2 separate regions of the Homo sapiens genome follow, and region 1 is linked to region 2. Evidence: read pairs that join two places in POLR2A ChIA-PET (ENCODE). Cell type or tissue: GM12878. All regions are shown on one strand. Each heading gives the region's core, and the rest is flanking DNA. Links, peaks and the distances in the headings are about the cores only. Region 1 holds the start of LOC124903284 (a long non-coding RNA gene). Region 2 has its middle 390 kb from the start of OR4E1.

Region 1 (12,453 bases), core at 1,890-9,889, 110 kb after region 2:
TGGGGAACTTACCAGAAGGTTCATCCATGATAAAAGAGAAACCTGAAGGAAATTCATTTGCTTCAACATATAACACAAAAAGCAAGCCATGGCCTTAAGACCATATCTAATTTGGCATTGTTTTCTTGATAATTATTTAATTGCTTTGTTGGTATTATATGATAGATAACTTAGATTCAGAGAAAATTACATAGATTTCAGTTTCAAAAACTGGAGTGAATTCCTATTTGACTGAAGCTATACATATAAACTCCTTTTGGATCTCTGCATTCCTATCTGAAAGTGAAAAGTAACCTCTCTTTCTTCTCCTAGGTACCCACAGCTTGACAATAGGACAGCAAAAAAAAAAAAAAAAAAAATTGTCTGGTTCTTTCTTGGACGTGAGGATTGTACACGGTAGGTATTTAGATTGTTAATCTTGTTACCTATCTGGAAAGGTCACTAGCATTATTTTTTCCAAGGTTTTAAATATCTGTTTTGGGGAAATGGCATTTAGAAGTACTTCAATTTTATATTTGCCTTGCCTTCTCTTCTCATTGAGGTTTATTCTGATTGATTTCCAGCTTTGCCCAAGGGACCCTGAGTTATCTTACCAGTTTGCCCAATGGTCAAGATCCTTCCTCAATTGTTCCTTTCACATCAACCCAGCACAACACTGCATGTAGGAAACACTCAACAAGTTTTAATTGAGTCATATGTTGATAAGAATTGAGAATGGCCAGGTGTGGTGGCTCACGTCTATAATCCCAGCACTTTGGAAGGCTGAGGCGGGTGGATCACTTGAGGCCAGGAGTTCAAGACCAGCTTGGCCAACATGGCGAAAGCCTAACTCTACTAAAAATATAAAAATTAGCCAGGTGTGGTGACACACACCTGTAATCCCAGCTACTTGAGAGATTGAGGCATGAGACTCACTTGAACCTGGGTGGTGGAGTTTGCAGTGAGCCGAGATCACGCCACTGCACTCCAGCCTGGGTGACAGAGTGAGACCCTGTCTCAAAAAAAAAAAAAAAAGAAAAAAAGAAAAAGAAAAAGAAAGAAAAAACAAACAAAATAATCACACACAGAATTCCTTCCACAAGATCAGTCTTCCACAAACATTCTACAACTTGCTTAAATCTTTAGTCTTGTCCTATCAGTCTACCCTAGAACAAAAATTTAATTTTTCAACTTTCTATATTCATTGAGTTTTATCCATCATTTTTTTTACTCAGAAAACTTTAAAATTAACTTTTTAAAAACTTAATTTTAAAAAATTAATTTAAAAAGATCTCCATGCTGGGAAAAATTACTTTCTCTTTAACAGAAACCAGATTCCCATGCCTTCTTAGAAGCTTTTTATCAAAAACACAAAACAACTTTATACACTTTGCATATATAACTGTTTCTCTTATAGCTAGTAGTTTGTTGTTTTGTTTTGTCTTGTTTTGTTTTTGAGATGGAGTTTCGTTCTTGTCGCCCAGGCTGGAATGCAGTGATGCAATCTCAGCTCACTGCAACCCCCGCCTCCTGGGTTCAAGCAATTCTCGTGCCTCAGCCTCCCAAGCAGCTGGGATTACAGGCACACACTACCAAACTTGGCTAATTTTTTGTATTTTTAGTAGAGATGGGGTTTCACCATGTTGGCCAGGCTGGTCTTGAACTCCTGACCTAAGGTGATCGGGCCGCCTCAGCCTCCCAAAGTAATGGGATTACAGGTGTGAGCCACTGCGCCCGGCCATAGCTAGTATAATTATATACATAAACTGTAATGTTACTTCTTAGTAACTCTTATTCTTAGTGAAAAACTGAGGAAGTAAGTAATTCTAATTAAGCACCAGATACAGAGTCCAAGACAAAGGACAATCCCTGGAGCTAGGCTTCACAATCTCCTAAAGGCCCAAATCCAAAAACATAGTTTATAGACAAGTTAAGTGTCAAAAATTGTCATAAAAACACATTTTATGATCTTAAAACATCTAGCAGAGATAATATCTGAACAACAGGCCAATAGACAGACAAAATGTCTAAATTAAATTTGGAAGAGGTTTCTATTTTATTTTATTTCACCAATAATTTTTAAATTGTCTTTATTTGTTAAAGATTACTAAAGTCACATGAACTTAAAGGTGTTTGAGTTAAGGTTTCTATTTTTCTCATAAAATATTTAAGTGTTTACTTTTTAAGTCAATTAATTAGAACTCTTTCACATATTTTGGTTGTGAAACATCACATACACATAACACATATAAATATATAGACACTAGACACACAGACACACAGACAGAAGCAGATCTTGTAGAACTATATGATTTTTTATTTACCAAATTTAAGTAGTTGTTTTTATTCACAGTTTCAATTACCTATTTTATTGCTCTAGGCAACTGTTAGGCGACCCTAAATTTGCATTTCTGAAGTGATAACTCTCAGGTGAAACAAGATAAAGGATTTGCATCTCAAAATACAGACAGAGACAGGGAATTTAAGCTCTTTAAATTTGGTTGTGTTAGAGGAAGATTGAAAACATGGATGCCAAGTAACACAAAATTATATAAATTTATCACGGGCTTTTATAAGGTGACCAATTTCATTTAGATAGGTGCTTTTAATTTAGTCTCTTTTTTATCTGGACCATTGAATTCAAAGCATAACTCACACTAAATCTTGGGTCCCCCAAAAGAGGTAAACACCATGGGGATTAGGACACGCCATGTTTTCACTGTACATTTCACTGCAAATACATTTCCCCTGAGGCTGGTGGGCAACCCATTGCCAATCAGCCCACTCTGCGATCAGCCCATTCCTTAGCCATTGTACACACCAAAGGCAAGCTTTTCACAATAAAAAGAAATTTCTAGTAACTCCAGAAGCAAAAATTTCTGGTAGTGCAATGCAAAGGAGAGAAGAGTTTTAGATCTGAGAAGACACTGTCCATTTTCAACTCTTGGGATTCCCTGAGGAAAAAAATAGCAGTTTCTCCCATAAATGGGTCTGTGGCACATTTTCTGTTTTTTCTTAAGGAATCCCAGGCTGTTAGAATTTGTTGTTGTTGTTGTTTGTTTGTTTGTTTTTGTCTTCTTATGTGGCACTGAGGGTGGCAAGAGGAAGGAAAGGGCGATAGAAAGAGAGAGACAGAGGGAGTGCACATTCCTAGCAGCGGTTTAAGAAGAAATTCAGTTGCCTGAGAAATGTTTACAGAGAGAGAGAGAACAGAGGCCTTAAAGCAGTAAGTAAATACATACATAGCCTAAATATCAGTTTTAATTAAGTCAACTTTTGACTATGGAGCCCTTTAAATAAATCCTGTCAAATCTCTTATTATCAGATTTTAGCTGAGACAAACAGTTGATATTTCTGACTTTTGAACTTCTTTACCAAAAGATATACCCCCAGGTGCCTTAATCAAGGTTATTATATAACCGTGGGTACACAAGCTGTCTCCAAAGAGTTGGCAAGCATTTTTTAACAAGATCCAGAATCACCCCAAAGATCGCTCAGCGAAGGAAAGTTTCATTACCAATAAATGGGGTATAACCCATATTTCTGTCAGGCCATGTGTTTAGAGTCTTACCTTCTCAGCTGACCATATGCACACAAAGGCCCCAAAGCCTCATGTGCCCCCAACAGATGAAAAAAGACAGGAAACAAAAAGCTATGGAAGTGGGAAAGATCAATCATAAAGATCAATAATAAATTGATACCCAACAAAAAAGTCACACAAATATTAAACCGAGAGGGGCTGGATCCCTGACCAGTAATCAGACTCACCCTGTGGATGTGAAAGTGCAGAATTTTAACTATTGGGCCACAGGTGGAGTGGCCTTTGTTTTTCCTTGACCAGAAAGCAAACCCAAGCCTCTGCAGGAATTTTACCTACCAGAACTGGTTTAGGTCAGATTTTTCACTCTTAATTTAGTCAAGAGAATTTTTAAGGCTGGCCATGACACTATTATATGTCCTTTTTAAATGTGATCTCTTTGTTAATTGTTTAGAATAAGAGATCCCTAAAATCTTTAAATTAATTGCACCGAAAGAAAGGATGGGAAAAGGGTCTTGTTGTGTAAATGAAACTTCTCAGGTAGTCAAATTGTTGACCTTTCTTACCCAGCCAGGGTTTTTAGAAGTGAAAATTGACTTTCTCCAGCTGCAGAGTTTCATTCAACATTAGAGGGGGCCAGGAGTTGGTAAAGTCTAACAGAAGGTGGACCAAAACTGAAAAGAAAAACCAGAAAAAGTGATCACAGAATTCACATATAATTGCGATCTCTCAGCATAAGGGTAAGTTATAGCCAACTGACAATAAACCTTGCCCTTCAGCTACCAAATCCCAATATGAAACCAGCTCCTTACCTGGAGATGGACCCAAGCTGAAGACTGCTGTCTGCCATCATGGAAGCAGAAACTACCAGAAAAGGAGTTTTACAGCAGAATAAACCTCAGATCCCAATTGAAAATTTGGGGGAGATCAGGGATCTCTGGAGGGAGAAGTTCCCAGAACTTACATAGCAAATCATCCAATCTGTAAGAGTAATAAAGAGCTCCAGCCGGTACCAGGGCCCCAATAGGAGACCTGCTGGAGGCCAAGAGCCAGACTCCACTCAGAGTCCCTTCGTGGTCACCAACATGTAAGCCAAAAAGTGACTGAGGCAGATCTCTATTGATTAGAGGTTTATTTTGCCAGTCGAGGATATGCCTGGGAAATAGAAACATAAGTCACAGTAGGATCCTTGACCTGTGTTTTTCCAAAGAGGGTTTTGGAAACTTAACTATTTAAGGTGTAAGAGCAAGCAGGAGGGAAAGGGGAAAAAAGGAGGGACAGTAGGCAATGAGACAAGTGGTTACATTCTTATAAGGCTTTGATTAACACTCAATGAATCCACATTTTGTGTGTGAAAAAAAGAGAGTAGAGGAAAAAATCAATTAAGCATTCATCTCATCCTCAGTAAATCTACATTTTACATACGATAGAGTAAGCATGTGAAATTAGAGTTACCTGTTTGGGAACAGAAGGAAGGCAGTGTTTTGTGTGACTCCGTTTCCAACCTTAATTTTCCCCTTGGCATAATAACTTTGTGGTTTTCAGATTTTATTTTTCTTTCCAGATTGAGATTCCCATGACCCCCCATTTGAGTTCAATTAATAATTAATTTGCTAGAACATCTCATAGAACTCAGAGAAACACTTACTTACATTTACTAGTTTATTATAAAGGCATACATATATTACAAAGCATAAGGATGAAGAGATGCAAAGGGCAAGGTATGGGGGAAAGGGGTGCAGAGCGTCCTCACTGTCTTGGGGCACACCGCTCTCAAGGAACCTCCATGTGTTCAGCTATCTGGAAGCTCTCTGAACCTAGTCCTTTTAGGTTTTTATGGAAGATTCATTAAACAGGCATAATTGATTAAATCATTGGCCATTGGTAGTCAACCTTCAGACTCTCTCCCCTTCCCAGATATTGGGGATGGAGCTGAAAGTCCCAACTCTCTAATCATGCCTTTGTCTCTCCCATCCCCCATCCTGAAGTTACCCAGGGGCTGCCAGCCATCCGTTCAGTCAATCATTAACAAAGATAAGACATCGCTTCAGAGTTTCTAAGTATTTTAGGAGTCGTATGTCAGGAAAAGGGGTCAAAGATTGAATATATACTTCATAATATCACAAGTCATAAAACTGAATAGTACTTAGCAACCAAAAGAAATAAAGTACTGATTCTTTCACCAATATGGATAAATTTTAAAGCATTATTCTGAAAGAAATAAGCTAGACACAAAAGAATACCTACCATATAATTGTATACATACGAAATTTTAGAAAAAAGCAAATCTGATCGATGGTGACAAAAATCAGATCAGTAGTTTCCAGGTATTGGGAATGGAAGAAGGACATTGACAACAGTAAGTCACATAGGAACTTAAAAGGTGATAAAATATTCTATATGTTGATTAGGATAGTGGTTACACAGATGTAAATGAGGGAAGAGAGAGACCCTCTCGTACTGTTTTATATTGTTTTATACTCAGTACCTGTTTTAAGAAAAAACAACAAGGAAGTAAAACCAAAGACAGGCAGCCTGACGCCAGGCCCGAAACCAGGTCTGGGCCTGCCTGGCCTAAACCCAGTAGTTAAAAATCAACTCATAACTTAGAAACTGATGTTATTCATAGATTCCAGACATTGTATAGAAGAACACTGTGAAACTCCCTGCCCTGTTCTGTTTCTCTCTGACCACTGGTGCATGCAGCCCCTGTCACATACCTCCTGCTTGCTCAAATCAATCACAACCCTTTCATGTGAAATCTTTAGTGTTGTGAGCCCTTAAAAGGGACAGAAATTGTGCACTTGGGGAGCTTGGATTTTAAGGCAGTAGTGTGCCGATGCTCCCAGCTGAATAAAGCCCTTCCTTCTACAACTTGGTGTCTGAGAGGTTTTGTCTGTGGCTCATCCTGCTACATATACATTTTTCAAAAACAGCTTGACTGTTATGCTTAAAATGTGATATATTATTTCATGTAATTTATATTCAATAAAATTAATCTAAAAAAGATTAATAAAAGGATTTAGATTCTAGATCTCATGATAATCTGTAACACTTCTTTTAACTCAATAGAAGTAATTCCTCTGTTTTAATTTTGGGCAAAAAATAAAAGAAAGAGATAAGATAACAAGAAGTAGGAAAAGGAAGGTAACAAGAGGTAGTATGCAGGAATTAAAATTCATTCTCTTAAATTAGAGGACGATTACATCCCAGGTTCTTCATTTACTGTATACGTGATCTTGAGCATGTGTCTGAGCCTCTGTCTCCTCTCTGTAATAATTTCTCACAAGATTCAACTGTCTCACAAGGGGAGGATTAAGTAATAATATGTACATAATGTTCCTAGAGCATGATAAATGTTCAGTGAATTTTATCTAGTATTTTTATTATTAACCAAAGGTGGTCATTTTAAGTGAGCCTAGGTTCTCTAAATCAAATTATGGGTGGTAATCAACATGGTATGGCAGCTCCAGAATATTTTTTTAATCTGGGCAACTTGAGGGGCTAGGGGTAAAAGTAGAGAAAAAAGATAATTGTATTATTATCTCAGAAACTGTCCAGTAGCCTGGAATCCCAAGTGCTATAGTTTGAATGTTTGTCCCCTTCAAATCTCATGTTGAAATGTGATCCCCAGTGTCAGAATTAGGGTTGAATGGGAGGTGCTTGGGTCATGGAGGCAGATCCCTCTGAATAGATTAATGCTCTGGAGTGGAGAGAATGAATAAGTTCTCACTCTGTTAGTTCCCAAGAGAACTGGTTGTTGAAAAGAGCCTCGTATGTCCCCCTCTCTATTGCTTCCTCTCTCACTTTGTGATCTCTGCAAACAACAGCTCCCCTTTGCCTTCCACCATGAGTGGAAGGAGCCGGAGGCCCTCACCAGAAGCAGATGCTGGTGCCATTCTTCTTGTATACTCTACAAAATCATGAGCCAAATAAATTTATTTTCTTTATAAATTACCCAGTCTCAGTATTCCTTTATAGTAACATAAAATGGACTACGATGATGGGAAATAATATTTTATCAATGGAAGTGATCTTCTATTATAACTGAGCCAAGAGAAATAAAATTGAATAGAATGGAAGTTTTCTTTTGTCTTAACAAAGTTACCAAAATCACACATTGGGAGGATAAGCAGAAGTCTAAGATAATCAGAAAACAGAGTAGACTGCAAAAGAATTGTTTGAAATCATCAATTAAGATGGAAAGGAGGCAGGGAAAACATCATAGTTTCTAGTATCACCCTGAAATTTTGTGTGTAACAATATATGTATGTCTATCTACATCCAAGGATACAAAACCACATCTGTATTTTAAAGTAAAATATATTTTCTTCACTCAAAAAAATATATAGGTATCTTTTTAATCTCAGTCTAAATCTGGGAATAAAATTTTGTGGCCCCAAAATGTCTGGAGAATAACTAAGCAAACTTTGCTAGGGAAAGAGCTGTCTTAAACACATCTAGTGGCTCAATTTAGTCTGTGCAAGTATGAGCAGGATATGATTTAACAACTTGTCCCTGCCCCTGCCTTCCCCACTGTACCACTTTCTTTCCTATTCTGAGACAGATGCATTGCTCACCTCCAATAATTCTAGGTGGAGCTTTATACAAAACTGAATAAAGTAGGTCTCAGGCTCTGAGCAGGCAGTTTTTTTTCCTAGAAATAGAGGTGCCAACATGACTGTTGGCAGCATATTACGGGCACTCATGGCCTCTGCCTTCCTTGGTAAGGACAGTAGCTGATAGGCTGAGGACAGTCTAGGACTGGGAGAAGACAGTGGGGAGGGAAGAGGGGATGAACAACTGGTCATATGTGACAAACACTCAGGTGTAATAAGAAGGAAGAGGAAAGGAACCAGATTCTGACTCCTGCCTTTACTGAAGGTTTAACCCCTGCCCCAAAAGTTCTTGGAAGCTCTCTTACAGGTCAGCTCAGGGGACCAATCTTGTTATTTCTTCTCATTTACGGGATCCAGCATGTCACAGAGGGTCATTCAATCCCAACCAGCAATATCTACGCAGGAGGGTGAGACCGTGAAACTGGACTGTGCATACAAAACTAATATTGTATATTACATATTGTATTGGTACAAAAGGTCTCCCAATGGGAAGATTATTTTCCTCATTTATCAGCAAACAGATGCAGAAACCAATGCGACACAGGGTCAATATTCTGTGAGCTTCCAGAAAGCAACTAAAACTATTCAGCTTATCATATCATCATCACAGCCAGAAGACCTGCAACATATTTTTGTTGTCTCAAAGAGCCCACTGTGAAGAACATGTTAGAAGAGCCTTACAAAAAGATCGGAACTCAACCTGAGGCAATTGCCTATTCCCACATTCTCAGGAAAAACTCACAAACCTTACCCAGGCATTTGTTAGCAGCTGGTGGTTAGGGTGCATAAGATAAGACCCAGAAAGGAAGTCATTGAGTTCATTCCAGGAAGCACACCCTCACAACTGCCTTAGAAACCACACAGGACCACATGTAAAAGCCATACTGCTCGGATGACATCACATCTCTATTTCTTCCCATGGAGTATGCCGTTTAAAAAAGCAACATGTGAAACATGGAATTTTAAAGCTTAATTGATTGTACAGGACTTTATATCTGCTCAACCAAATCTCTTGAGGAAAATAGTATGGAAGACACTAGGGAAAAAAAACACGCATACAAAATAAAGATTTTTATGGCAGGATCCCTAAACACTGGCCAGAGAGATGCAATCTTGGTGAGACTATAGACTGGAGTACTTTTGGACCATGTAGAACAGCAGCCTATTCTGGACCAGATGCATTTTTCTATCTCCTTGGCTACATTTCACTCTAATCCTGCCAACTCCAGCTTGGCTTACCATGCTTTCTGATTCTCATGTTCCTTGCAGCTGGGTCTGCTAGTTGGGTCCTCCCTGCAGTCACATGCCTATCACAAGATTTGGTTAACCACAACAGAGAAAGGAGATATGTGGGGAGACACTGCTACAGATGCTAGGATCTGTAGTTAATCTTGTAGCCACCTAACTAATTCATGGAAACTCCAGAAATGAGACTGCAGTTTCTAAATCCCGTATTTCTTTATTCAGTCCCCAAACCCAATTGTTTCGGTCAAGCACATAAGACTAGTCTTCTGACTCTGATGAGTCATTTTTCTTCCCTACAGATTCTCCTAAAAATCCCTCCTATGAATCCTCTGCTAAGGATGCTAAGTGAACCCTATCACATGTGGCTGCAGGCCTGACACAGTGCCTAAGCCTTAACCTTCCTCTTCTCTTAATTCTGTGCTCTCAGCTAAGGTTTTGACAACTTGCCAACACCAAAACTGGAATACACAAAGTATCTGCCCTTTCTTGGTTGTTACCTATTTCAGAGCAAACTGGACATTCCTCCTCTAAAATTTTATCTATCTGAATTCAAAATAAGATTGCCATACTTGGATTCTTACTCTCATTGGTTCAGTCAATCACTTGTTCATTCAGGAAATGAAAATATGTCCTACGCAAAGCTCTTCAGTTGCTTCTAATTGTTTCAAGAGAAATATCCAAGTTCTCTTGTATGGATTAAAAATTGTTTCTCTCCATATTTTTTTTATTAAGCCCAAGGTAGATAAAAATGTGGAGACTGCTCTGTAGATATTCATAATATCCATAATCGCATCTTCAAAATCTATGAAGAGCCCAGAGAAAACCCATCCGAACCAAAGTAAATTGTAATTATCTAATTCCTCAGCCTTGCTATGTTTCTTGGGATTTCTCCTTATTGAGTCCAAATTTACTACCATGACTCACAACCTAACTGAAGCCACAGAATAAATAACTCAGACACTTGCCAATTCTTCCATCAAGCGGCCCAATAAAGACTCTAGTCTCTGTGAGACTTTTAACAATTAAATATAAAATTCTCTCAACATTTTTTGAGAAAAGACCTTAGTCTTCTTTTAAAAGAAAATGGAAGGGAAAATGGTGCAGCAGAAGGGAAAACAATGCCCTCCTTCTCAGACTGAATAGGAGAGAGGTATTTCAATTATGATCTGTGATGTACAGTGATAATATGATTTGCAATGCTTCTTATGGTTCAGAGAGAATACTGACAAAGGTCTTGCGTTTCTGATACCAATATTTCAATTTTAGATGCAATGGAAGATGGCTAGAGTTCCCATTCCTGCTAGAAAAGAGTGTTGCTTCTGCCTCAATAAGTAAAGCTGGATAAATAGAAAAATTGTAACTTTGCTTTAACCCATCAGAGACCTGAGATTACAGGGCAAATAAGTAGGCTGGACTCCAATGAGGAAAACACTCCTCCAAGGGAGACAGGCAGCTTATGGACTGGCACAACTGCAGCAGAGCATAGAAAAAGAAATGTTATCTGCCATACAAGCAAGAAAAAGAAACTGGGTAAAAGATTGAGTGAGAGCTATCATCAGAATATAGAACTGCTGGGAGTTGCAGACATAGAAGGAGTTTATATTCACTGGTAGGGCCATTTCACAGATGTTGGAAGAAGTAATTAGGGGCAGGGTGAGACACAGAGAGAGCCCCAGCAAAAGTGTAGGCTTACAAGACATAATTGGCAGTCACTGCAGGAAAGCACAAATCCCAGCATTCTTGCCTAAATCAGCCTCTTGCAGGAGGAAAAGCTTTAAGCTGTTGGGGATGGGGCTAAAGACCTGACAGCGCATTCTGTCACCCCCTAGAGCACAGGTTAAGATCCACAACAGCAAAGAAAAGAGTCAAGGGAAAAAAATCTCTACCTTTGGGTAGAGACAGGAAACCATTCTGAGCTGAAGACCCTGTAACAATACCATTCTAATTTTGCTACCTGTAAGAAAGAAGCAGAAAACTCTCTCACACCACACCCACAGAGAAACACGGCAGTGTTTGGCTGCCACAGGGAGGAAAGGTATGAATGCTGAGAAAACCCTAAATCCAAGATCCAAGCACATGGGGCCAGTCTAAGATTGAAGCTGGACCAAGACAACAGAGAAGTCCACCTACCCACACAGCGAGCCTCGTAAGCACTAAATAACAAGCAACGGCAAACTATTGCTAGAGGAGTGAGGGGTGAGGAACAGAAAGAGAGATCCTCTTTGTGCTGAAGGAATTCAGGGACAGCTAAAAGCTGAGGTAGAGTACTCTAAAAAATAGAGATTCATAAATCAATAGTAATTCAAGAAGCCAGCTTTTAAGTGGCTCACAAAGCAGTAAGATGGTTTTAGGAAAACTTATGTATTTAAGGATAGTATTCTAGACCTTCTATTTTCAGATCCTTCTACTTCCTACTTTCTATTCCTGGAGACAACATGGTTGGATACCACTATCAGAGCCATATTAGGCTGACTGAACCACCATTGTGACTTGCATTATATTATCTTCTCTCAATTCTTTATCTCCGTGGAGTTTTACCTTAAAAGATGTTCATTCATATACTTTTATTCACTAGGTATAACTATGAGGAAGCTGATAAAAAGGGATGTTTCTCATTAGTCTTTTGTTTATCTAAGATTTGTTGTAGGTTCTGATACATTAGCAGAATAATATAATCAATACTTTGATTTGTTTATCAGATCTATCTAGGTTCATATGCTACCTCTTTGTGTTCTTGAACTTCTTCGAGTCTTTGAGGATTAAATGAAAGAATTGATATCAAATTAAAAGCACAGTGGTTGGCATGTGGTAGGCACCAATAAGCCACTAATAACAGCTCTTGAAATACGTCATATCCTTTCATTGCTCCTTTACAACATTGAGTTTATAACAGGGAAAAAAAATAAATATTATTGCACAGACTCCAAGAGACTATGGACTGGGACTCGAGTGCATAACATTTTTTACTTGCAATGTACATTGCTGAAATCTAGACACCCCAAACTTCCTGCATCTGCTTAGGCTTTTCAATCACGGAAGACCACTGCACTCTGGCAGGAAAAATATCCAGAT
Region 2 (12,453 bases), core at 2,781-10,780:
TTTTCACTCTGCATAATTATCTGGAGATTCATACAGGTCGTTGTATATATTAATGTTTCATTCCTTTTCATTGCTGAGTAGAATTTCATAGCATGGATATGCCAGTTTGTGTAAACATTCACTTAATGAAGGACATTTGGGTTGTTTCCAGTTTTGAGCTATTATGATTAAAGCTTCTATAAGTGTTCATGTTCAGGTTTTTGTATGAAGGTGAGTCTTCGTACTCTGGAATATATACCAAGTAGTACAATTACTGAGACATGGAGTAAGTGTATGTTTAGTTTTATAAGAAATCGCCAAAGTATTTTCTAGGTTGCTGTACTGTCTTGCATTCCCACCAGCAGTGTTTGAGTAATCTAATTTCTCCACATTTCTGCTAGCATTTTGTGTTGTCATTGGTTAATACTTCAGCAACTCTAAGAGGTATGGAGAAATCATTGTAGTTTTACTTTGCATATTTCTAATAGCCAGTGATGTTAAACATTTTTGGTTTTTCTTTCTTTTTTAAATTAACTAAAGCCCACACTTTATTCCTATTTCCTTTGTTTTTGCCAAATGTCCTTTTTATGTCTGCAGGGTCTGTAATAACACTCCCTGTTTCATTCCTAATATTAGTAATTTGCCTTTTTTTTCTTTGTTTTACTACAAGTTTGTCAGTTTTACCCATCTTTTTAAAAACGGCTGTTTAATTTTTGTTTCTGTTTTCAGTTCTATTGATTTCTGCTTTTATCTTGATTAATTCCTTCCTTAAATTTGCTTTGGATTAATTTTTTCCTTCTTTTTCTTGGTTCTTGAGGTGGGAACTTAGATTTTTGTTTGGATACTTTTTTCATTTTTAATATTTGCATTTAGGGATATACATTTTCTCTCAATGCTGCTTTGACTATGTCCTACAAATTTTGGCATGTTGTATTTTCATTTCCACTCGGTTCAGTGTATGATTGATTTCCCTTGAGCTTCTTTGATCCTTGGATTATTAGGATGTATGTTGTTTAATTTTCAAATATTTGGAGATTTTTCTGCTCTCTTTCTGATATTTACTTATAGTTGTATTCTATTGTGGTTATAAAACATAGTCTTTATTGTTTCAATTCTTTTACATTTAATTTTTTGAGGTTTGTCTTGTGGCCTAAGATATGGCATACTTGGTATACGTTCTACAGGCATTTGAAAAGATTGTTTATTCTGCCATTGGTAGGTGCCATGTTCTAGAAATGGCTATTAGATCCTGTTGGCTAGCAGAGTTGTTGAGTTCGTCTATGTCCTTGCTAATTTTCTGGCAAGCTCTTCTATTAGTTATTGAGAGTGGGGTGTTGAAGTTTCCAACTATAATTCTAGAATCATCGGTTTCTTCTTTCATTACTATGAGTTTTTCTTCCATGTATTTTTCAGCTCTTTTGGTTGGTGTATACACATTTAGCATTGCTATTCCTTCTTGAAAGACTGACCCTTTCAACAATATATAATGTTCCTTTCTGTCTCTTCTGTCTCTGGTACTTTGCTTTGCTCAGAAGTCTACTTTACCTGATATCGATATAATTATTTTGACTTTCCTTTGATTAATGTTTGCACGATATATATTTTACTTTCTTTCTTTCTTTCTTTTTTTTTTTTTTTTTTGAGACGGAGTCTTGCTCAGTCGCCCAGGCTGGAGTGCAGTGGCGCAATCTTGGCTCACTGCAGGCTCCGCCTCCCGGGTTCACGCCATTTTCCTGCCTCAGCCTCCCAAGTAGCTGGGACTACAGGCGTCCGCGACCACGCCCGGCTAATTTTTTGTATTTTTAGTAGAGACGGGGTTTCACCGTGTTAGCTAGGATGGTCTCAATCTCCTAACCTCATGATCCACCAGCCTTGGCCTCCCAAAGTGATGGGATTACAGGCGTGAGCCACCGCACCTGGCCTATATTTTACTTTCAACATGCCTATGTCATTAAGTTAGAAATGAGGTCTTCGTAGACAGCTGTAGTTGGATCATATTTCCACTCTTTTCACTTTCTCTGTATTTTAACTCTCTTTTCATTGCTGTTTGTAGACCAATCTCTGTATCTTAATTGGTATATGTACATCATTTGCATTTAATGTAATGTATATTTTAGTGATTAATCTTCCATTTAATTTTGTTTGTTCTGTTTTTTGTTTCCCTGTGTTTTATCTCCTAACTTCTTGTGAATTATTTGACATTTTCTAAAATTCCATTCAATTTACCTATAATGCCTTGGATGTGTATTTTTGTGTAGCTTTCTTCAGTGTTTGCTCTAATGGCTATTATAAATAGATAACACAGTTGTCTATTGGTGATGTCATTCCACCAATTTAAATGAAGTATAAAAACATTGTCTCCCTTTACATTCAGTTGTCCTCACCAATTCATGATACAGTTTTCTTTATGTTTTCCCCAATATATATTTAGAACCTCATCAGACAGTGTTATTATTTTTGCTTGATCCATCAACCATAACTGTGAATTAAAAAAATTGATCAAACATGTTTGGAGTAAAGACTTCATTATCTTATTTTCTCTATATAGGAAATATTACAAATTTATTGTCATATGAAGTCAATTAAGAAGTATGGAACCAAAAAATATAAAAACAAAAAATCTTAATTCTGGCAAGGACGTGGAGAAAAGGGAACTCTTGTACACTGTTAGTAGGAGTGTAAATTAGTATAACCACTATGGAGAACAGTATGGAGTTTCCTCAAAAAACTAAAACCTGAGCTACCATAAGATCCAGCAATTCCACTGCTGGGTATATATCCAGAAGAAAGGAAATCAGTATATTGAAGAGGTATCCGCACTCCTGTTTGTTGCAGCACTGTTTACAACAGCTAAGATTTGGAAGCAATCTAAGTGTCCATCAATACATGAATGAATAAATAAAATGTGGTACATATACACAATGGAGTATTATTCAGCCATAAAAAACAATGAGATCCTGTCATTTGCAAGAACATAGACAGAATTGGAGCTCATTATGTTAAGTGACATAAGCCAGGCACAGAAAGACAAACATTGCATGTTCTCATTTATTTGTGGGATCTGAAAATCAAAACAATTGAACTCATGGACATAGAGAGTAGAAGGATGGTTACCAGAGGCTGGGAAGAGTAGTGAGGGAATGAGGGGGGAGGTGGGGATGGTTAATGAGTACAAAAATATAGAAAGAATGAGTAAGACCTACTATTTGATAGCACAACAGGGTGACTATAGTCAAAAGTAATTTAATTGTGAATTTTGAAATAATGTACAGTTAAACTAAGAGTGTAATTGGATTGTTTGTAACACAAAGGACAAGTGCTTAAGGAGATGAATACCCCATTCTCCATGATGTGATTATTTCACATTGCATGCCTGTATCAAAACGACTCGTGTACCCCTAAAATATATACAACTACTATGTACCCACAAAAATTGAAAATTTAAAAATAAAGTATTATAGAAGTGTGTCAGATAAACAAGGAAATATGTAAATTTCTGAATTCTGTATTTATGGTATTCGTGTTTTAAAATTTATAGTTTGTTGTGATTTTCTGACCTAAAATTATTTTTGTACCCAGTTTTATTCTTATTTTTATGTTATTCTTTTTAAAATCCTCCATCTTGTAAGTTTCAGGCTTACAAACATAAATCCTCCTTTGTACATTATCATAAATCTTTGAAATTCAACACTAGAAGGGCAGGAAGGATGTGGAGGAAGTTCACAAAAATTGTGAATTTCTCTTAGCCCTCTATTTGGCCCCTGGAGGGTGTTGTTGCCTAAATTGGAAATGGCTTTTCTTTAAAAGATTAGAATAAGCTCCTTCCTTCTCTACAGGTTAAAGAGGTGTCCTTTCTGACTGAGCATTCTTTTAGACAGCGATGTATAAAGAATCTCAGACACCAGAGGCAGGCAAGTTTGTCAAGAGAGCATCTCTTACTAGCAGTTTCTACAAGATCCCTAAGAAGAAGAAATCTAAATCCCTGCCATTTCTCCTTAGTTTCAACCTGGATTCAAGTTACCCCGTGGTCAGATTGTGTCTGTGGGGAATCTCCTGGAAAGGTGCATGCTGCTCCCTCAGTGCTTGGCTAGATCTCATTGTGTGTCTTGACGCTTGGGGTACTCCTGTTCCCAAGTGGGTATCATTCCATTTTACTCTCTTGTCCACAAATGGAGCATTGTCTATTTGACTCTGAATACGGACTTTTTGTGTTAGCTGAGTTCACTGACATAGCATTGGCATTGTAGGAAAAACCACTGCCCATTCTGTGACTCAGCCTGACGTTCATGTCGCTGTCTCTGAAGGAGCCCCTCTGGAGCTGAGGTGTAACTATTATTGATCTTCTGTTCCAACATATATTTTCTGATATGTGCAATACCTCAGCCAAGGACTCCAGCTTCTCCTGAAGTACCTATCAGGATATAGGGTTCTTTCAGGAATTAACGGTTTTGAGGCTGAATTTAAGAAGAATGAAAACTGCTTCCTCCTGAGGAAACCCTCAGCCTATTGGAACGACACGCTGAGTACTTCTGTGCTGAGTCCCGCATTGCCCAGGACTGTAGTGGGGGCTACATAAAAACTACCTGAGACACATAGCTTAAACAACTAAGGATCTCAGCCTCAGTTATTTTCAGGAAGTTGACGTGTTCTGTGAAAGCAAACAGTACAAAGAAAGTAGAATCCTGTCTAGCATTTAGTTCCTATGGACATCTTAGATTTCTTTAATTTATTTTCTTATTTGCCATTTTGCAAAGGAAAGAGCTTGTACCTGATTCTAGAAGAAATTAGACTATAGGATTTGTAACAAGCAGGAGGAGGTGATTTGCACCAAGGTATTTCAGATAGTGATGGACTGGGATGACTTAAGGTTGGCCATGTGGATTGGTATAAGGCAAATCAATTTGCTTTTAGTTATTAATCTCATCTCTCAAACAATCAGAAACCCAGAATGAGTGTTTATTTCAAGCTGCATTATCTACAGATTATTTTACCCAGTATCCTGACTTCAGTGAGCTACAGTCCTTTGAGGAAAGAAGCCTCTTCAAAGGACTTCAGCTCACTGATGAAAGTATTTGAGACTGGGAGACTTAATTAAAGCTGACATTTAAGGATGTGTGCAAGGCAATCTTTCCAAAGACAATATAAAAGGGAAAAAAAAGGCTTTATTTTTTTAATCTGGTGGTCCCCAGCGAAAGGCAGTCTAAATTAAACACAACATCATGGCAGAGTTCCATGTGGAATCTTGGGGTTGGTTGTTCTATGGATGACCTACCCTTTATCAGTTCTACCCAGATTACCTCTCTCTGTTTTTCTCCCTTTCAATTCAATTTCCCTAATACTTGCTGAGTGTCCAATAACTATTGTTGATTCCTTAACCATATTTAATTATTTCTCTACACCATTCCTCATAGTGCCAATAGTAACTATTTGCAACGTTCTTGAGCAGTTAATCCAATGTTGTGCCTGCAGAACTTTTATTTCTACTTCAGTAAAAATATAGGTGTTCTTATTTTTCACCCCCTTTACCTCCAAATCCATTTCCAGATTATTATTATTTATGGAGTCTGGGGCAAAAGCAAAAACAAATTATTTTCATAACTTTTAAAAACAGCTAATTTTCTTTTAAACCATTAGAATAATCTAGTAAACCTAAAAAGCAAAATATAAATAATAATTAACAATGAATAGCTTTAATAAAATATATTTAAATAAAATTAGAATTTATTTGTTTTTAAGTTTAATTCGATCACAGTATTTAAAATAAATGCTAGTTTCAACATTCATCTAGTATATAAAGAAGCTAATCAGTGTCACTCTTTATGCAGATTCAATCTAGGATAAAATATATGCAATTTAAAACTAATGTTGTTGAATATTACAAAGTGTTCCAGCCATCATGAGCAACTATAGTGAATACTATGCTGATTCATGAGTACCCTGAAGAACCACAAATGAGTACATAAGAGATGCAAGAAAATAGATCCTCAGCACCCTCGGGAAACAGTATTTCTTTTTGTAAGAATCTATTGCCTCCGTGCTGAGAGGAAAGATGGGGCTAGCTAATTAATTTTTTCCTTCCCTTCCTTGAAACCCCTCCACCCTTGGCCCCAATTCCAAATCAGAGTCATATGAAGTCAATTAAGAAGTATGGAACCAAAAAATATAAAAACAAAAAGTGTTAATGCTGGCAAGGACATGGACAAAAGGGAACCCTTGTACACTGTTGGTAGGAGTGTAAATTAGTATAGCCACTATGAAGAACAGTATGGAGGTTCTTCCAAAACCTAAAACCTGAGCTACTATAAGATCATATTTACTTATTTTTCTACACCATTCCTCACAGTGCCAATAGTAACTATTTGGAACGTTCTTGAGCAGTTAATCCAATGTTGTGCCTGCAGAACTTTAATTTCTACTTCAGTGAAAATATAGGTGTTCTCATTTTTCATCCCCTTTACCTCCAAATCCATCTACAGATAATTATTATTATTGATGGAGTCTGGGGGAAAAGCATAAACAAATTATTTTCGTATAAACAGAGTCTGCCTCCTATGGCAGCAGTGGCACAACCCACAAATATTTCTAATATTTGAAAAGGACAAAGGTCAAGGTATGTGAAGAAGTATTTTTCTCAAATCTGAAAAATTGTGTTAGTGGTTTTTTAGGTTACAGATTGTGCCCGGTCCTGAGTGACAGAGACAGTCCGTGTTCTTCAGTACATTTGCGTGTGTGTGTGTGTCTGTGTGATTGAGTGGCCCTGTAAAATATGAGGCTCTGGGCAGGGCTCTTGCCTGAGTCTAAGGGTCATACTGTCCACAACCTTGCTCATCTTCTGTCCTTCTTGTATTTAAAACAAAGGGTCACTTTTCAAAGTTTGCCATCTTTGCTTTTGTTACTCTCCAGTCTCGTCACCTCCACAGAAGGCATGTAGCATCACATCCCCCATCAAGTCACATCCTGTAATAGAAGTTTGACATAATTGTTACTGTCTTGGTGCTCATGTGGTGTTTAAGGATGCTTTTTAAAAATGATATCCTGTAAACCTTTATTACATTCAGAGAGATGTTTGTCTCCTCACTATATCACAAGCTCTCTGAAGGAAAAACCGTATCCAATTCATTTTTTTTTTTAATTTCCAAGGTCTCAAACACTCTTAAATATATTGACTTAACTATAACTGAATCAAATTGGTGAGCTCATATTTTTTCAGTTCATACGTATGAATTAAATGGATGTTCTAATTACATAAAATTACATTTAAAGTATTTATCTTCATAAAAGCCACCGTGGGGTCTCATGGCCCTATTTATGGTACTCTCCATTCTGTGGACACTTCTGTTGTTTCATGTCAACCCACAGGTACAGCCCTAGGAAAAGACAGCTGGGCTGAGCTGTCCATATATGCTGAGGAAGATGTAGTCTTTCTCAAGGTTTAGCACGTCAGGAGGCATATAGGCTTCTCTTAAATTGAGGGACGGCTCTGAAGGATCTAGTAGTGAATAGTTGTTGAAAGATTTGAGAAATATATTGAGTATAAGGATGAGGGCCAGTAAGAGTAAAGAGGGAAGAATAATTATGTGCAAGGACAAACTAAATCATTATCAGCACATAAGAAACATATTTTTGCTGAGTATTCTTTTCAATTGTAGCTCTGTCCTCTAAAACAAGATAAATGACATATGAATATTCAAGTTCTAGGTTATATTTGAAATGCATATATATATACCTATATTTAAATTTTTGTCTTTATATTATTATCTTTATCTGTATCTATCAGAAAATCCTGGATCAAACAGAATCATATACAGCAAAAGGGAAAGTGGAGAATTCCAAAGAAGGGAATTCGGATTTTAAAAAATTTTTATTTCCTAAGATTTCCTAAGAAAAAAATATGAACTTTTATTTCACAGGTCCAAAATTATTTCTAAACTGTTGAAAGCCATCTTTTCTTTAGTATTCTTCTGTCCCTTTCATGTAACTAGAACCCCCTACCCTCAACCAAAAATAAATAAATAAATAGATAAATAAATAAGTAAATAAATAAAAGAGAGAGAGAGAAAAGGAAGAACATGGAAACAGAAGGTAATGATAGGAGAAAGTGGAAGGAAAAAAGGAAGACAGAAAAAAAAAGAAAAAAGATTTACTGGACTGTAAGATAAGCTATAAAGGAAGTTTGTATAAAATAAGAATTAGAAAAATAAAACATATTGCCCATCCAGGGTAATACGTAGAAAAAAATTTGAATTGATCTTATTTTTTCTCTCACAATTTACAGTCTTACTAGGGTCATTTCTTATAACAATATTTACCACAATTCTTGATTATTTCAGAGGAGTCCTAATCCACACTTTTCATATATTCTAATAATAAAAATTATTACATATATAATACATAACATGTATGTTCTTATTACTTTACATGACTGGAATGACTTTCACCTAAATTGGCTAATAAAGACCTTCTTGTCAGAACACATTCTTGTTTTGGGGGTTTAAAATGTGGACACTCATTCTGTGATCCTCTCCAGGCTCGAATTAGTATTACAGTTGAGGCACGTTGTCCTCCCGAGGAGGCCCCTCCCTTTCCTTCTCACAGGATCTTTCACATTCTTTACTATATCCAGAATTATTAGAAAACATCCCTCAGGTTACGGAATAATGACCTTTCTTTTTCCCTTCCACTCCACCCCTTTCCACCCCGGCTCTCAGCCAGGTTTAAGTCGGCGGGTGGGGCTTCCTGTCACAGAACGCTGTTTAAAAACTCAGTAGCATCTGGGCGTGAGCAGGCTTTGTCGGGTGGAGCTGATTGGTTGCAGGAGCAGCAACAGTTCCAGAGCCAAGTCATGACACCGACCTCCCCAAGGTTTAGTTAAATATATCTTATGGTGAAAATGCCCGGAGCAAGAAGGCAAAGCATCATGAAGAGGATATTGGGAGCTCTGCTGGGGCTCTTGAGTGCCCAGGTTTGCTGTGAGTTGGGGCTGTCCAAGGTGGGAATCTGAAAGGATTTAGCAGCTGCAGCCTTGTTGAGGGGAGGAAGGGCAAGGAGTTAAAAAGTCATGCAGTCTTTCTATTCACACAACCTGTGGGGGCATTTTCAGGATTCTTCAGATGTTAAACTGCCCATCACCTATGACTTTTTCTCCATTTCTGACCAGGTGTGAGAGGAATACAAGTGGAGCAGAGTCCTCCAGACCTGATTCTCCAGGAGGGAGCCAATTCCACGCTGCGGTGCAATTTTTCTGACTCTGTGAACAATTTGCAGTGGTTTCATCAAAACCCTTGGGGACAGCTCATCAACCTGTTTTACATTCCCTCAGGGACAAAACAGAATGGAAGATTAAGCGCCACGACTGTCGCTACGGAACGCTACAGCTTATTGTACATTTCCTCTTCCCAGACCACAGACTCAGGCGTTTATTTCTGTGCTGTGGAGCCACAGTGCTCCCCAGGCACCTGCGGCCTGTACACAAACCCTCATCCGGGCTCGGTTCCTCTACCAGTAACAACCACATCACGAGGCCACCGCAGCAGCATTTTGCACAGCTTAATATTCCTTTTGTACATAGGTAGAGTTTTAACCGTAGATTCTTTTTGGCTCTACAGGTTTGAGACTTTGGTCTTTATTTTCCCTTTTCAATACACACCTCCTCCTACCCTATAAATATCTAACTTGGAAGGAGTAGAGTAGCTGATAAGAGGACAGAATCAAAATAAATATTTAAGTGACAGTATGCAGGACTCCAAAAGGGTAAAAAGTAAAAAGAATAAAAAGAAAAGAAACACCATTCCAATAAGCATGTTGTTAGACATTAGTTAGACAGTGATCCAGCTTAGTTGTGTGTCTCAAGCACATTCAGGTCTACCTCACCACATTATGTACCAACAGACAAGGGCAAATATTTGCATACTATCCCACTAGTGCAGCAAAGTAAAATTTCTTTAAATATTCACATATTGATAAATAGCTGTGGAGAAAAAACTTTAAAATGTTATGTTCCCATATGTGTTTTTCAGGCTTGTTGTATAACCTAGAATATGATCTATCCTGGAAAATATAACCATGCATGATTGAGAAGAATGTGTAATCTGATCTTGGGTAGATAGATGTCTGTTAGGTCTACCTGGCTTTTGTGTTGTTCAAGTCTTCTATTTCCTTGTTGGTATTCTATTTGTCCTATCTATTATTGAAAGTGAGGTATTGAGTCTTCACCTGTTATTCTTGAATTTTCTGTTTTTCCCTTCAATTCTGTCAGTTTTTGTGCATCATGTATTTTGGGATATGTCATTAGGTGCATATATGTTTATAACTGATATATTCTTAATGGATGCCCTTTTATCATTATAAAATTTCCCTTTTTATCTCTAGTAACATTTTTTGGTTTAAAGTATACTTTGTCTAATAATAATGTAGTGACTCCAGTCATATCTTTTCCTATCCTTTTACTTTCAACTTATTTGTATCTTTGTATCTAAAGTGTGTCTCTGACAGTGTATAGTTGTGTGTGTGTGTGTGTGTGTGTGTGTGTGTAGCCATTCTGATAATCTCTACTTTTTGATTGGATTGTTTAATCCATTAACATTTAATGTTATCATTGATATAGATTATATCTGGCATTTTAATTTTATTTTCTTTCTGTCTTATGTCTTTTTTGTTCCTCTGTACCTCCTTAACTGCTTTCCTTTGCATTAGGTGAATATTTTATAGTATAATATTTTCATTCCTTTATTTTTTTCACTATGCTTTTTCAATTATTTTCTTGGTGGATGTTTTAGTACTTACAATATATATACATCTAAACTTGTCAGAATTCACTTCAGACTTTATGCTAACTTAACTCCAATGGGATTTTCAGATGTCACTTCTATATAGGTCTATTTCTTATTCCCTTTATTATTGTTATTCACATTATATGTATATATGTTACAAACAATAGGTTATTATAATTTTTATATAATTTTATAATTATTTCTTTATATAATCTTATGTTTTATAAGCTGAGAAGGAAAAAAGGAAAGCAAATATATATTGAAGTGTTTGTTGTTAACCTTCTTACTTATCATTTCTGGGTCTCTTCATTTGTTCCTGTGCACTTAATCATAGCCAAAAGGTCAAGAAGTGATCATTTGTTCCTGTGGATTCAAGTTGCCATCTGGTGTCACTGTCTTACTCCAATATAGTTTTGCAATCTGCCTTCCTCCTTTATTCTTTTATTATCAAATATGTTACATTCCTGTAAGTCCAATAATATAATTATATATGTATTGTTTTATACAGTAGTTATTTAAATCAGTTAATAGTAGAAAGGGGATAAATATGCAGTCACACTATCTTTTTAGTAAGTGTGTGGATGCAAATTACTGTTTGAAGTCCCTTGCTCCCAGCCTGAAGATCTTCCTTTATTATTGCTTGAAGGTGAGTCTGCTTGCAATAAATTCTCTCAGTTTGTATTTATCTAGGAATGTCTTTATTTTACCTTCATGTCTGAAAGATACTTTTGCTGAATATAGGATCTTCATTGATGGTATATTTCTTTCAGCACTTTGAATATATCTTCCCACTGCCTTCTAGCTCTGTTGTTTTTGTTGAGAAGTCAGCTGTTAATTTTATTGAGTTTCTCTCATAAATATTTGATTTTCTCTTTCTACTTTGAAGATTCTATTTGTCTTTTAACATTTTTGCTATGATGTGTCTGAGTGTGGATCTCTTTGCATTCATTTTACTTAGAGTTCACTGAGCTTCTTAGATGAGTAGATTAATGCTTTTTTGAATCTGGGAATTCTCAGCCATTGTTTCTTCAAATTTTTTTGTTCCTTTTTCTTCCTTTCCTTTTTCTGGTACTCTCACTATGCGTATATTGGTGTGCTTAATGATGTACCACGTTTCTCTGAGTCCCTGTTTATTTTTCTTTATTCTTTTTTCTGTCTGTTTTTCAGATTGCATAATCTCTGTAGATGTATCTTTAAGTTCACTGATTCCTTGTTCAGGGAGCCCGAACCTACTGTTTGACCCTCCAGTCAATTTTTTTATTTGGTTATTGCACTTTCCCAACTCTAGAATTTCTATTTTGTTCCTTTCATAAAAAAATAATTTTTACCACTTTATAGATATTCTCTGGCTGATAAGAAGTCATCATCATATCTTTTTTACTTCCCTCAGCATGGTTTTATTTCTTTGAGCATACTTAAAACAGCTATTTTGAAATTTTTGTCTGTGAAATCCAACATCTAAGTCATAGAAAAGGAAGTTGCCATTACCCAATTTATTTCTCTTGTGTAAGAATCACACTTTCCTGTTTGGGGTATATCTTATAATTTTTTGTTTTAAACTAGACATTTTAGATAACATATTATATTAGTTTTCTATGGCTGCTCTTATGGGTTGAATTGTGTTTCTCAAAATTCAAGATGAAATCCTAACTCCCAGTACCTCAGAATGTGACCTTATTTGAAAATAGGGTCATTGCAGATGTAA

The links. ChIA-PET counts read pairs that join two places held together with the same protein. Peaks named below come from ENCODE experiments on the same cell type or tissue, not always from the same donor. Only the 100,000 strongest peaks of a DNase experiment are listed, where the experiment ranks them.
Region 1: POLR2A ChIA-PET joins it to region 2 with 5 read pairs; 1 of 35 experiments calls an interaction of 5 or more read pairs at or near these places.

What each region holds. Positions count from the first base shown.
Region 1 is chr14:22,169,079-22,181,531 of GRCh38, forward strand. LOC124903284 (a long non-coding RNA gene) reads right to left here and starts at 4,303. Exons shown (of 2, transcript XR_007064069.1): 1 at 4,084-4,303. It also overlaps TRA and the pseudogene TRAV31. In GM12878, for the core only: no CTCF peak of the experiment used is centred there; a DNase peak (open chromatin) is centred at 6,286.
Region 2 is chr14:22,061,794-22,074,246 of GRCh38, forward strand. It overlaps TRA and TRAV22. Among named protein-coding and RNA genes, the nearest start is that of OR4E1, 390 kb to the left of the region's middle. In GM12878, for the core only: no CTCF peak of the experiment used is centred there; a DNase peak (open chromatin) is centred at 9,378; H3K4me3 peaks cover 404 bases; H3K27me3 peaks cover 264 bases.